Regions from separate parts of the Homo sapiens genome. Here region 2 is linked to region 1. Evidence: chromatin contacts called from ENCODE Hi-C or POLR2A ChIA-PET data. All regions are on one chromosome and are shown on one strand. Each heading gives the region's core, a stretch centred on a gene start or an enhancer-like site at or near the end of the contact. The rest is flanking DNA. Distances are from core to core; before and after follow the strand shown. Region 1 overlaps SLCO3A1 (solute carrier organic anion transporter family member 3A1). Region 2 has its middle 150 kb from the start of SLCO3A1.

The links. Hi-C counts contacts between places; a loop is a spot of excess contacts on that map. ChIA-PET counts read pairs that join two places held with the same protein, here RNA polymerase II (POLR2A). Pooled maps may share reads with other maps.
Region 2: a loop to region 1 is called in a pooled map, with 5 times the contacts of the local background. The contact joins two enhancer-like sites. A Hi-C loop is called at or near these places in 59 of 168 maps with a recorded cell type or tissue (CD4-positive, alpha-beta T cell, CD4-positive, alpha-beta memory T cell, CD8-positive, alpha-beta T cell and 31 more), 16 of 37 single-sample maps with no recorded cell type and 36 of 50 pooled maps. POLR2A ChIA-PET finds 5 or more read pairs at or near these places in 2 of 52 experiments (both activated T-cell).

The regions. Positions count from the first base shown.
Region 1 is chr15:92,093,817-92,100,568 of GRCh38, forward strand. It overlaps SLCO3A1 (solute carrier organic anion transporter family member 3A1), which reads left to right. Exons shown (of 10, transcript NM_013272.4): 3 at 1,065-1,163. Among named protein-coding and RNA genes, the nearest start is that of SLCO3A1, 240 kb to the left of the region's middle. Within about 2 kb of position 2,100, at least 3 of the 41 ENCODE cell types and tissues checked have a DNase peak (open chromatin) inside an H3K27ac peak, as active enhancers do; they include CD8-positive, alpha-beta T cell, where a contact is called at or near this core.
Region 2 is chr15:91,702,437-91,709,732 of GRCh38, forward strand. No RefSeq gene overlaps it. Among named protein-coding and RNA genes, the nearest start is that of SLCO3A1, 150 kb to the right of the region's middle. Within about 2 kb of position 4,180, at least 10 of the 41 ENCODE cell types and tissues checked have a DNase peak (open chromatin) inside an H3K27ac peak, as active enhancers do; they include CD8-positive, alpha-beta T cell, where a contact is called at or near this core.

The DNA.
Region 1 (6,752 bases), core at 850-3,349:
GAACAGACTAGGCTGGAGAGCTACCCTCCACTGGGCTTAGGTTCCCAGCAAGTGACATTCATCTCTCACCCTGCTCTCCAGGTGCCCGTGTGGCCTGTTAGCACCCAACCTTGGAGCTGCCTGGCCTGGAATTACCCATGCACTGACTGTCCTCATCAGATGGCCAGCTTCTAAAGGGAAGGGCCACTTTCTGGACTCTTATTTTTGCCTCCAGGGCCTGGAGAACTGTCAGTGCTCAAGAAATGTCTACCAAATTGAAATTTAAATAGATACAGCCTGTGGGTTTGAATTTGGGATCAGTACTTTTCCCAGAATGTCCTAAAATTTCTGTGTAAAATACCAGGTATTGTATCGATCAGATACTTAAGCACTGCCCAGAGCCTGCCATTTTCTCAAGTGCTACAGAATCACTTAATTCCTGAACAGCTGTTACAAGCAGCCACAACAACAGTGGAAACAGATAATGACTTCAAAACGTGGACAGAAATTGAAGAATTGAAATTAATAAATGTGTAATTAAATGTTAGATATTTACCATCGTGTGAACTTTGTTATTTGCTGAATTTCGGAGTCTTGAACGTTTTATTATATTTGAAAATAATTTGTGGCATAGATTATCCTCACTTCACAAAAAATTCTTGAGTTTGCACAGTGGGTGTCAAGGGATCTTAGCCAACCATAAATTAAATAAGTTACATAAAAGTAAGTAAATGTAAAAGCAAAATTATAAAAGCCTTTTCAAAAGTGTGGATGGCAGAAAAAATATTTAATGATAGATGCGGATGTATTTTAATATGTTTGATGTGGGGTGAAGTCCTCTAAAAGTAAGGGACACAAATTTCAAAGCAACCTACCTGAAATACTATAGAATTGTAGCATAATATACAGTGCTTTCATAGAGTTTCCAAAAATTAGAAATTCAGCCTTTCCCCTCTAGGATTTTTAGATGAATTCCTAATGTCATCTCATCTCATCAATGTAAAATAATCTCCTTGACCTTTGGTGATTTTGCTCATCGAATAGCTTCTGTTTTGTAATCTATTTTTTTCTTCATCTTCCTTCAGGAATCCTGTTCACGATGCTGGTATTTGGACCAGCCTGCGGGTTTATCCTGGGCTCTTTCTGTACCAAAATCTACGTGGATGCGGTCTTCATTGACACAAGTAAGGAATATATCTCCATGTCTACCTTCCATCCGCAAGCGTTTCCTCCCTCATAAATGCGGCTTCAGCCTGTGGGTTCTAAAACCTTCTTGCTAAGAGACAGTCTTGATGCCCCTGCCTCTGTAGCTGGGGCTCACCCGAGATTAGATGAAAGAACGTGAGTGTTGGTTCAGAGGGCCTGACTCAAGTCTGGGTTCTGCCAACATCTACCTAGAGGCTGAATAACCCCCAATAGCTGATTTTACTCCTCAAATCTGTATTTTCCTTATCTGTAAATAAAGGGTAACAATAATTACATCGGCCTGGCAGATAAGAATTTAATGAGAGTGTCTGTGTAGAAATGCTTGGCATATCCTCATTGAGTGGGGGCCCATTAACCTATATGAGGATCCTACTTTCCAAACTAAAAGTTGGAGCATGTGTTCTGGAGGTGCAAGTGTACAAACGGGGTCAATGAGACAGAATATTGGAACATCCTTTTAGAAGACACTGTTGTGGTGGCCTTTGTGAGGAAATATCCACATTCAAAACCATTTTAAGCAGAACCTGTGTTCTTAGCAGGAAGTGCAAGTGCATTTCTCAGAATACCCTGAGTTCCCCAATCCATGATTGTGGGATTGAATGGGATGCTAGATCGATGGGCTAGACTATTCTGTGGTGACAGACAGTCCCAAAACCTCAGTGATTTTATACAACTAAGGTTTATTTCTTGGTCACACTACATATGCAGTGTAGGTCAGCAGTGTCAGGGTCAGGGAGACTTGGCTCATCGTGGTGACCTGTAGATCTACTCTCAGGATCGATAAGCATTCTCAGCCCCCCAGGCCCAGGCCCACAGAAGTTCCATCCTGACCCCAGCTTGCACAGTTACCAAGACAGGAAACCAGTTTTACTCTGGCCCTTGAAACCTCTACTCAGAAATGACATACAGTGTTTCCCCTCATATTTCATTAACCAAAGCAAGTCACGTGGTGTATTGGTTTCCTGTTGCTGCATAAGAAATAACCCCAAACCTAATGACCTAAAACAGCAGACATTTCTTATCATACTGTTTTTCGTATTTTTTTCTGTGGGTCTGGAATACAGGAGCAGCTTCACTGGGCAGTTCTAGCTCAGGGTCTCTTATGAGGCTGCAGTCAAGGTGTTGCAAGGTGGCAACCTGGTCTTGGATCATCCCAAGGCTCAGCTTGGGGAGGATCCACTTCCAAGCTCACTGCCATGGGCCCACAGGAGGGGACTACCTCACCGTGACACCCCTGAAGCAAACAACCCAAGAGAAGGTGAGAGAGAGCACCTGAGGCAGGAGTCACAGTCTTTTTATAACCTAATCTCAGAAGTGACATCTCATTACTTCTGCTGTATTTCGTTTGTTAGAAGCTAGTCACTTGTTCAGGTTTACTATGGAAAGAGAAGGGATTATTACACAAGGACCAGAATACCAGGCAGCAGGGACTTTAGGGGACCGTCTGGGTCATTGCCTACCATGTGCTGTCACATCTCTACCTTGTGTCTGAAAAGGAACACTATATTTCCATGTAGTTTAGCATGCAGCAAAGCCATATTTCCTTTCTCTCTGAAAACAGAGGGTGAGAAGCCATTCCAGCCTCTGCTTCTCATGCCGATCTATCCTCAGGATCAGTAAGAATTCTCAGTCCCCAGGTTCTCAATCCATCATCTCTTGACAATGCTAAATTTACTAATTCACCCCAAAGAAATAATGTGGTTTTAAATCCAAGTCGCTTTGTGATTCACTCCATTAATCCTACTGATATATTTACTTGTAGCTAATGATGTTACAAATTTCCAAGTGGAAAAAAAAAATCAGAGGCAGCCCTATTTATTTATACTTTTAAAGTGCTGAGTCTGTTCCGAAGGTGATTGAGTGCTGGTGTTTTGCAGCCGTCGGCTGGCCCTTTGAACCCGTTTCCTAGGGAGTGTGGTAACAGGTAGGCTGGGAAGACACAGGACACATGAAGTGAGTCAGTTTCCATCTTGCTCGTATAGACAGGCCAGCTTCCACCACTGCACCCAAGGCAGCACAAGACAGGGCCAGCAGAGGGGATAGAGAGGAGGCATACTCCTGATGCAATGGGGAAGCCACCTTGAAGGGTAGCAAAGTGGCCAGATAGCATATTTTGCCCTCAGTGCTATCAGTGGTGGCCTTGAACCAAAAGCCTGCGAATGACCAGAATATCTGAGCTGGAAAGAGCCTCAGACATCATTCCTTTCCAACTCTTTCATTTTACAAATGAGGAAACCAAGTCACAGAGAGGGGAAGGGATGTCCCCAATCCAAGGAATGTATCTCTATAAAACCCCGATCTCCTGAGCCTGCCTGTGGAGATTTCACTCACCAAACTCTCTTAGGAGAATGAAACAGCACCTTTTCTCAGTGCCTGAAATGACCAGCGGGTAGACAGATGGCTGGAGGGGGCTTAGCCCATCCACTCCCAGTTCCCTCCATTTGCTGAGACTGTTCCTTCAGCCTGGAATGCTGTTCCCATCTTACTGTGTTCGGCATCTCTGTTTGCCCGTTAAGGCCCAGGGTGGAGCGGTGTGATCCATGGTTCCAGGCTCATTGGCTACTTGGTGCCTGCATGGATGTAAGGCAGGTGGGCTCCTTTCAGTCCCGTGTGGGCATCTCGCTGATGACAGGCTTCCCCACCAAGTTGATAGCGGACTTCCCTTTCTGTTTCCAAAGAATGCAAGGTGCATTGTCAGTCACGGTCTTTGTTTGCGTCCTTCCCGGAGGCACCGTGAGGCACCGTGTGGCACAGCTCTTTACCGGTAGAGGGCAGAAGAATATCATTTATCCTATTTAGGGAGTCAGCCATAGAATTCTATAGTTGCCAGCAGTTTTTATTGTTTCTAGTCTTGTGAAACTTGCCGCCTGCAGGTGGATTTGGGCTGTATTTGAGGAGGGGATTCTTAATTGCTTTAGGGCCTCCCCTATCTTTTCCTTGCTTTCCTAAAACAGTGCTCTTCTGTAGGGCTGTCCAATGTATGGGAACATTACTGTAGGCATTAATAGGCAAGGGCCACACACGTGGACACATGTTTCTGAAGTCCCCACTGAGATTGGGGTCCAGGAAAAGCAGCAGCCTAAAATTTGTGGGGAAGGAGCAAGGCAGGTCCACAGAGGGCCCTCGTTATGGGGTAGATGGAGGAGAGAAGGCGGCGTCCACCACATAGCCTGGTGCCAGCATTGAGAGGAGAATCCAGTGAGGAAGCCTGGTTGAAACTTGTGAGTAGATGCAGCTGGGGTGCCAAGGAGGGCTGGTTGTAGACATGGGCCAGTTCTGGGGTGACAGCCCCCACGGGGCACCTTGCCTGGAGGTCCCAGCTGGCTCCACTTGGACATGGGCTGCTCCCGCTGCTGCCTTTCATCCATGTTTGATCGCTACGTGGTTCCCTTTGCTCCTCAGCTCAGGGAGAATAAATCCCTCCCCTGAGAGCTGGGGGAGGAAATGATGGTGCCTCCAGAATTTCTTTTTTAGGTTCTTTGTTAACTGAAACCCAGGTGAGAACAGGACCTTGAAAAAACGGACTTAGTAGCAGAGTACATATCTAATCACTGCCTTGGCCAACCTTAACTATGTGGGTTTATTACAAAAAGATTAGTAGTAACAGCAGCCATGAATTGGTCACTTCTTAAAGCTATACATAGATTGCCTCATTGGAGCCTCAGCACATTCTCATGGGAGTGTAGATCCTACTGTTAGGTGAGGCATTATCATGCAGTGGTTAAGAATTCAAGCACTGGAATCAGACTCCATTTGAATCCTGACTACACCCCCTTATGAGTTCTGTGATCCTGGGGACATCGCACACACATCCTGAGTCTGTGTGTGGATGGCATGAGTTACTCATGCAAAGCATTTAGCACAGTGCCTGGCATATAGTAAGCACACAATAAATACTTATAATAAGAAATCCGAGAGAGGTTAACAGTTTCCACAGCTAGGGATAGAGCAGGGATTCATCCCCAGGCCTGTCTGACCTCAAAGCCCCACTCTTAACAGAACAGCTGGCTTCCCTGAAACATCTCCAGGAATTTAGCCAGAAGGCGGCTCCCTTCCATGGACAAAGGCCTTGCTGAGATGGCCTAGCCTCACCAGCACATCCATGCAGACTTGTCCTGAGGCACACACCAGCCGGCCTCGCAGAAGGCTGCATGGCGTTTGCAGCTGGAACAAGATGTGGCCATCTGTTTGCTTCACAAAAAAGGTCAACAGACTGAGAGCCTCCTGCTCTGCCATCCTGAGGGCTGGCTGCTACTGCTAGATTCCTTCATTTTGGGCTAATTAGCCCAATGGCTGCGATTCTAGATGTTCAATGCCACCCTCCAGCCTTAGTCCCTTCCTGTCTCCAGTTTCTAATTAGGTTTGTAACTTAATGATACTCTTGGAATTCTTGAGTCCCATAGCAAAAGTTTGGCAACATAGGTTAAACAAATGGGTAAATGAACTACAAAAAAAAAAAAGTCCATATGGCACAGGAAAAAGAAGTAAATGTCCCCAACTTGCTTTGATCTCCTCTTCTCACAATCTCAAGTATCCTCATGAGCGTGTGGGTGGGTTGGTTGGTTAGTTTTAAACTGGTTTAACTGTATTTCCAGTGACTTTTCATTTGATCTTGGAAATGGGTGGAAATCTCCATGAGCCTCCTAGTTCAGTTAACCTTTGACAGAGAGAGCAAACAGCTGTCAACAGCTCTCAATTCACCCAACACAAGCAAGAAATAAGAACAACCCAGAAGTCAGATACAAAGAGTGGAAGGGTTAGAAAAATTGATCTTGTAAGGCCAGGCATAGTGGCTCTCACCTGTAATCCCAGCATTTTGGGAGGCCGAGGCAGGTGGATCACCTGAGGTCAGGAGTTTGAGATCAGACCAGCCAATATGGTGAAACCCTGTCTCTACTAAAAATACAAAAAAAAATTAGCCGGGCGTGTTGGTAGGCACCTGTAATCTCAGCTACTTGGGAGGCTGACGCAGGAGAATTGCTTGAACCCAGGAGGTGGAGGTTGCAGTGAGCTGAGATCTCACCACTGCACTACAGCCTGGGCAATAGAGTGAAACTCCATCTCAAAAAAAAAAAACAAAAAACAAAAAAACGGAAAATGGATCTAGAAAAGGAGAAACACCTTCTATGCCTGTTGACACCTATGTCAAGACAAGTCCAAGCTGTGCCTGGCTTCATGACAGATATTTCATGGTACACCCAGTGTATGGCTCTTTGCTCTACTCTGCAACCCTTTTCTCCTGTCCCCTTTACCAGACTTCCCTCCGAATGAAATGGCATCTGTTCTCATCATCTGGAATGACCACGGGGTAGATTAGTGGCTTGATGAGGGAGTTGAGCCTATTTACTTAGAGTCCCCAGAATGTGCCACACCTTGACTCAGCCTGTTCCCTCAGCCTGGGATACTGTCTCTACCTCATTTTATTCAACATCTTTCTTCATCCATGTGTCTAGTTTTGTTGGCAATTGAATGCATCTAAGTAAATGAGACAGATTGGTGCTTTCAGTTTTGTTCTGGGCATCTTACTGAAAGCAGCCCTTGCCAGAAGGCTGAAACTGCAGCCATTT
Region 2 (7,296 bases), core at 2,930-5,429, 390 kb before region 1:
CAATGGAGAAGTAGACACTTTCAGCTGTGCATCACTAGACATGGCCAATTTTTGACGGTCATGATGGTGATTATGGTGGTGTATGTCATTGTTGTTTAATCTCTCCAAAGCCAGCACAGACCTCAGCATATGGTCTATTATAGGTGCTCAATAAATATTGTTGAATGGAGCCATCATTTCCCAGGGGGTTCTTTTCATGATTTTTTTTTTTTTTTTAAGAAATCCTTCTTTCCACCATAAGCTTCTTCTTTCATGAATTCTTAAAGCCATCTTCCTTTGTCTCCATAACACCTTAGCCTCTGACTTTTCAGGGCTGGCTTTCTATGCTAATTTTTCTCCCTGCCCCTCTTTGAAAGCTCCCTTGTGGATCTAAGGTTGCCTCCAACTTGATCTCATCTATGTCTTTCTCTGTTTGCCTAGACTTTGCTTCTCATTCCTCCCAGTTTGAGTTCTAGGAAATCCGTGGCCTCCTTCTTTTTTCACACGCCCACAAATGACTTTGAAAATTTTAGTCCTCACTTAAACACTTCTTGCTGCTTTCTCCTGCTTCTTTTTTTCTCCTGTAAATCTTTGCCTCGTTGTCAGTGAAATTCTCTTTTCTTTTTTTATGCAATTCAACCTCCGCATCACTATAATCTTTCTCATCATATGGTTTCTCTGTTGGTTAAACCCACTATTTTGACACAGTTTATAGACCCTTTCCTTCCTCACCTTCAGTGGCTCAGCTTTGATTTAATGCTGGGTTTCACATGGATTGTTTTCTTGGGGGCTAGAACCATTATTGATGCCATGATATTTTATGGTCACAGAGTATTTAGTCTCTAAGAACCTCTACAAGCATAATGAATTTTGGAAAGGGCAAGAGAGATAAGACAGGCCACTATTTTAAATACACAATTGGTGTTTCTACAGGAAACTTGAATGGCATCACAGTCTATTCTCTGAAGTGTTAGTTAGCCCTTTGTCTCACTAGACAGATTGCATTTTAGGACACAGGAGTTTGTATTCTTTCATCTCTTTATTCTACTTATTCACTACTTTGCTCAGCATTATTCCATTGTTCTAGGCCAGTGATGTGAGTGAGCACAGTAAACCAAGGACAAAAAGTGATCATCATAGGAACAGTTAGTTACAATAGTAACTATATTTCTTCAGCCTTCACCAGATAAGCCAGGCACTCTTCTAAACACTTTATGTGTATTAACTTATGTCGTCCTCACAGTGACCCAGTGACACGGGCACAATTATTATCCCAATATTGTATCCTAATATGAGAAGTTGAGACACTGAATTTAAATAACTTGTCCAAGTTACACTGCTAGTGAAACTGCTAGTCCATTGATGAATTTCTACTCATCCTTCAAATTGCAGCTCATTCAATACCTCTTAGGAAGATCTTTAATTACCCCCAAACAGCTTGAGATACACCTTTCTCTATATTTCTATACATGTGCTACTTTGTGCTTCTTTATTATTAGCAGTTACCATATTGCATTATCATTCTTGCTTTATTGCATTGCTCTCTGTAGACTGTGATTATCTCCAGGGCAGCGACTCTTATTGTATAGAAGTTATATTATAGACCTTTATATCCAGAGTAAGTGGATTACCGTGTAGCAGATGCCCAGTAAATGTACAGATGATGAATGAAAACATGAATGAACAAATAAATAGGACCAACCCATGATCTGCCTTTCAACTATTTTAAATCACCTATTCTAATCATAGATGTATCAGGGTTTGATTTTTAAAAACAGAATCAAAATGAGTAATACAGAATGAGAGAATGAGAGATTTACTATTATGAGAATTAGACCTTAAAAAACTGTGAAAACTTATTAAGCAGTCTATGTAAAGCTATTTCTTCTATATTTGAGGTTAGAGCTGAAGTCAACAGTGGAATAAATCAGAAAGAAAAGATGGACACGAAACAGAGGAAGCAAGGACAAACTGGAACCCATGAGAATGAATCTGGACATACTTTTGTTTCCAACCTCAATGATGCAGGTCATACTGGTGCCTTTTACCAGGGAGTTGTATGTATACCTTGGCCAAGATTCAGAGAAGTTGACGAAGGAAATCCTGCACAAGCTGAAGGAGAGGTAGGCTTGGCAGCGGCACTATGCCAAGATCATGAGTGACGACAGTGCCTAATGATATGACTCTTAACTTCCAAAACTGGGACATATTTCTGTCTTGGCCAACCCCAACCAGGGCTCACTGAACAGGGAAGGGAATTCCAGAAAATGTAGTTCTAGCTTAGCCAGGTCGACACTGCACAAAGCCACCACAAGAAATATACTATCAGTAGCCCACCTGAAGTGAGACCTGAGACTCATTTTGAAATTTAAGTTTTCATCTGTTAGTGCCCATCCAAATGAGGAAGAAGAAAATGGAAAAAAGGATCCATAGAATGAAGTCACCAAGATGGGTGTAGTAGATTGTATTATTGGCTCCAATTTCTCATCCCTCTCTGCTTTCACAGCTTTAATGGCCTCATTGTGGGCAGGTTGTATTTTCGTGAGCCTTGACTTTGGGCTTGGCCATGACATTTACATCAGCCAATAACACAGTGAATGGTTTCGAGCCTAGTCCTTAAGAGGATGCACATGTTTCACCCACCTTCTGGCTCTTTTGCCATCTCTGGGAGAACATGCCCAGGATAGCCTGCTGGTCCTAGGAGAAGTATCAGAAGCACGTGGAGCAGAGCCACACCAGCCCTGTTGCAGATCCATGAGCAATGACAATTCATGGTTGTTTTAAGCTCTGTGCTTTGGAGTTGTTTGTTACACAACAATAATTAATATAACTCAAAGCAGACAGAGGAAGGGACTAGTTGGAGGCCTCGCTCTGAACAGCCAAAGCTTAGCATTTGCAGAAGTATCAGTAACAACAGTTCTGTGTCTAAGCCTTTGCAATTGGTTTTTGTGCGATGAGCCATGTGGAGTAGGAAGTGCAGTTCTTGGGGGAATGAAAGTATCTCTGTCGTGGGCCATCTCTAGACACTGGTGACTGCACAGCTGCTGCATAAGCAGCTTCTTCTGATGGCTCCCCATCACCTCCAGGATAAATGTCAAATGCCTCAAAGAACGTGTAAGATTCTTTTATGACCTGGCCTCCTCTTATCTTCAGAGACCTCTCTGTAGCCCCCCCTATTGTTAATCCTCTTTCACACCATAGAGTTCTCCTTGCCTGGAATGTTCTCGCTGTTCTACCTAGCAAGCTACTGCTTGTTCTTCAGAAGCTACCACAGATGTGCCATTTTATCTGCAGATTGCCCACTCTTTAACTACTTCAAGCCCCCTAACCCACCCTTGGGCAGAGTTATGGCTCCTCCAAGTACTGTCTTGGCTGTGTTGCTGCCTCCTCTATTAAATTATGACCTCTTGTAGGCAGGAACTATACCTCCTTCACTGCTACATCCTGTAGCATTTAACCAAGGAGCCTGGCCCTCCCCTGGAAAGGTAAGCAGTAGATCATAGCTATTGAGATTCAGCTGCTAAGATACTTTTCTAGAGGACAAAAGATTTTCTCTACTGAGGCAGATACTGTTATCAGAAAAGGTGACCTACTAGGGTTTTGTTGATAGTCACTGGATGCCAAGGCAGAGATATGGAGTTCTCACTTCTTTTTAGAAAGGAGGTCAGCTGAGAATAAGAGAAGATTCTGAAACTTAAAATATACCTAAAAATCTCAAACATATAAGATGACTAAATTCCTATCTAATGAAAAAATAGCTTAACAGCACCCTATGTTAAATGGGCCACTTAAATAGATGCTGACAAGAAATGTGCTTATCAAGGCTTTCACTTGGTTTCAGATCCTTCTCTTTCAAATATCTATTTTATTCTTTTTCCAGAATTCTGACTCATTTCCCAAACACTGCTCCTTAAGCTTTCAACCCTTAAAAAAGCTGAAGCAATGTTTTTTTCCTTCCTAAATTGACATTAGAGTAGTCAAAGCAACGTTTTGGCAAGAAAGCATTGGGGCCATCTCTTCTTTCAGTTTCGGATTTGGCAGAAGGAAGTGCTGTCTCTCCTTGAGCTTCAGGCTCTTGCCCTTATCTAGGCTTAATCATCTCCCACTTCAAGGGGCAGCCTTACACCATATCCAGAAGTGTCAATTCTCTGAGCTCTCTGAAAGTCACACATCCACTTGGTGTTTGAATAGGCACTACCAACAGAGGGCGCCAGACGGAGACTGTGCGGCTGCAAGAGAGATGAGTAACTTGCTCCTTTGTTTCCTTCCAGCTTGTGACAGTCTCCTTCACCTTGCTATCTTCCCCTCCGCAGCAGCGGTTTCTTCCTGTGGCAACAGCTGAAACTAGTTTTTTCACTATTTGCAAAAAGCAGCTGATTGCTCTCTTCCAGCCCCATAGAGCCCAGCTGCAACCAAGCAACAAGGCCCCTGAAGGATCTGAGTTTCAATTCACAGGATTCCTCCTCGGAGTTTCTACGTTTAAAAAAACTTAAGATCTTCCCTTTGTTCCTCCAACCCTGGAGGAGGTTGCCACTTCTGCTGTTCTGACACCTTGAAACCTTTGTCTTTTTTTTTTACCCTCACTTAACTAGATAACTATTTCATACCCAGATAATAATTCTTTTATTTTTATTCTTTAAGTTCTGGGGTACATGTGCAGAACGTGCAGGTTTGCTACATAGGTATACACATGCCATGGTGTTTTGCTGCACCCATCAACCCGTCACCTACATTAGGTATTTCTCCTAATGCTATTCCTCCCCTAGCTCCCCACCCCTTGACAGGCCCCGGTGTATGATATTCCCCTCCCTGTGTCCGTGTGTTATCATTGTTCAACTCCCACTTATAAGTGAGAACGTGCAGTGTTTGGTTTTCTGTTCCTGTGTTAGTTTGCTGAGAATGATGGTTTCCAGCTTTATCCATGTCCCTGCAAAGGACATGAACTCATCCTTTTTTAGGGCTGCATAGTATTCCATGGTGTATGTTCCAAATCGTGAGTGAACTCCCATTCACAATTGCTACAAAGAGAATAAAATACCTAGGAATACAATTTACAAGGGATCTGAAGGACCTCTTCGAGGGGAACTACAAACCAGTACCCAGGAAATAAGAGAGGACACAAACAAATGGAAAAACATTCCATGCTCATGGATAGGAAGAATCAATATCGTGAAAATGGCCATACTGCCCAAAGTAATTTACAGATTCAATGTTACCCCCTTCAAGCTACCATTGACTTTTTTCACAGAATTAGATATAATTCTTGATGTTAAATTCTCTCTGTTAAAATAACTGGTGTGCTTTTTGTCTCCTTATTATACGCTGACTGACACAGGTTGAAGTCTGAAAATATTTCAGCTGCCTGTTGTCTCCACTATAGGGCTTCATAGGGTACCAATGTCCTTGTTAGGATGCTCTGACTGGCAGGACCCCTGGGCTTTCCTGCAGAGCCCTGCATCACTCCTCTTGTAGTGTTTTCATACTCCTCACCCAGTGTCTTAGCTCAAACTGCTACAGAAATATATCATGGCCTGGATGATTTAAACAACAGAAATGTATTTCTCACACTTCTGGAGGCTGGTACTACAAGATTTGGTTTCTTGAGAGGTGAGAGCTCACTTCCTCAAGACTTCCTTACTGTATCCTCACATGGTAGAGAGAAAAAGAGCCAGCAAACTCTCTTTTATCTCTTCTTATAAGAACACTGATTCCATCATGGAGTTTCCACCCTTATGACCCCATCTAAACCTAATTATCTCCCAAAGGCCCCATTTCCAAACAGCATCGCACTGAGAGTTGGGGCTTCAACATAGGGGGTGGTGCATAATTCAGCCCATAGCACTCAGTCACCACTCAGCCCCGATTCTGCCTCTGGAAGTTCCATGCTCAAGTACCCAACACCTGCCCTTGTATCATAGTTCACAGCCTAGGCTTCTGCTCTGGTCTTCCTCAAGATTTTCCAAACCCCTAAGCCTATGTTAACTATATTAACAACTGGTTCTCGTAGGGGGAAAAGTTCTGTTTTGAAGCTTTTCCAAATTTCTGTGGTGTGTTAATACTCCTACCTTGGTCAATTTCACTGAAGACAGAATTGGGTAGAGATGCGCAGTAGCAGTATAATATATTTATATATTGTAAGATATATTCATTACATACGTTATATATTAGTTATATATATTATATATTAGTTATATATAATATATATTAGTTTTGCCTTATAGTTAAAATAGACGTACGGAATCTCAAGAGCACAGATAATGGAAAAATATAGTAAAATAACTAAAAATGGTGAGTTTTGAGTATTTTTCTCTATTTTTACTAATTTATTTAATTGCATGTTTATTTACTTTGAGTTTTAATGGTTTTGTTTAACAACCAGATCACAGAATTTATAAAAAATAACAACTGGCTCTTACCAGCCAATAAAAGCAAGTTCACCTAGACCACTGGTCAGAGCTGCACCCACAAAGTGTCCCCATTCCCTTGTGTATCTGTGGAACTCTGGGTCTACACAGAGCAAACACAATGTGAAAAACACATCCCTGGGGTCCAGTGAATCCAGGTTATTATTCTACTTCATCCCGTCACCACAGCCACACATCTCAGAAGTCAGTCAGTGATCTCAGGGAGCAGCCGTAAGGTATCCAATTGCAGATGCTCCAGAACTCCAGGAATACCAGCCTCTTGCTATTAGAAGGTGATACAGGGCATCCCTTCTTGCTTTGCCCAGAAGTACCTGCGTTTTCCTTTTGTGAAAAGTCATCAGCTGACTTGAGCAAGAAAATAGAGCAGAAGACAAATTAAAGAGAGGTAGGAGCAGGGGACGATTTAAAGTGGTGGAATTTTCTACTCTTGGCAGAGCAGAAGCCCAGGCTGGGAACTATAGTGTAAGGGTGGGTCCTGGGGACTTGAGCATGGAACTTCCACAGGCAGAATGGGGGCTGGAGGGGTGACTGGGTGCTTTGGGCTGAACTGTGCCCATCTGCCCCAAATTCATATGGAATTTGAACCCCTCAGTGCAATGGAACTTGGAAATTGGGCCTTTGGGAGGTAAGTAGGTTTAGATGACATCAAGGGTAGAAGCTCCATGATGGGTCCTAGACATTGGTCAACCTTGAAGAAGACCTACCAACTTTTTTACTGCAGAACTGTACATTTCCCACAAATCTTGCAAAGATCAACTTATCTTTTCAGCAAAGCGTGGTCTCCCAAACTCCCCTGAGGTCTTGACCCTCTCAGGGACTCAAAACCAGGAATCGGAGTTCAGGTTCAAGTGCATTTCTCTCCTCAGGACCCACTAATATCTCTATCGCCCTC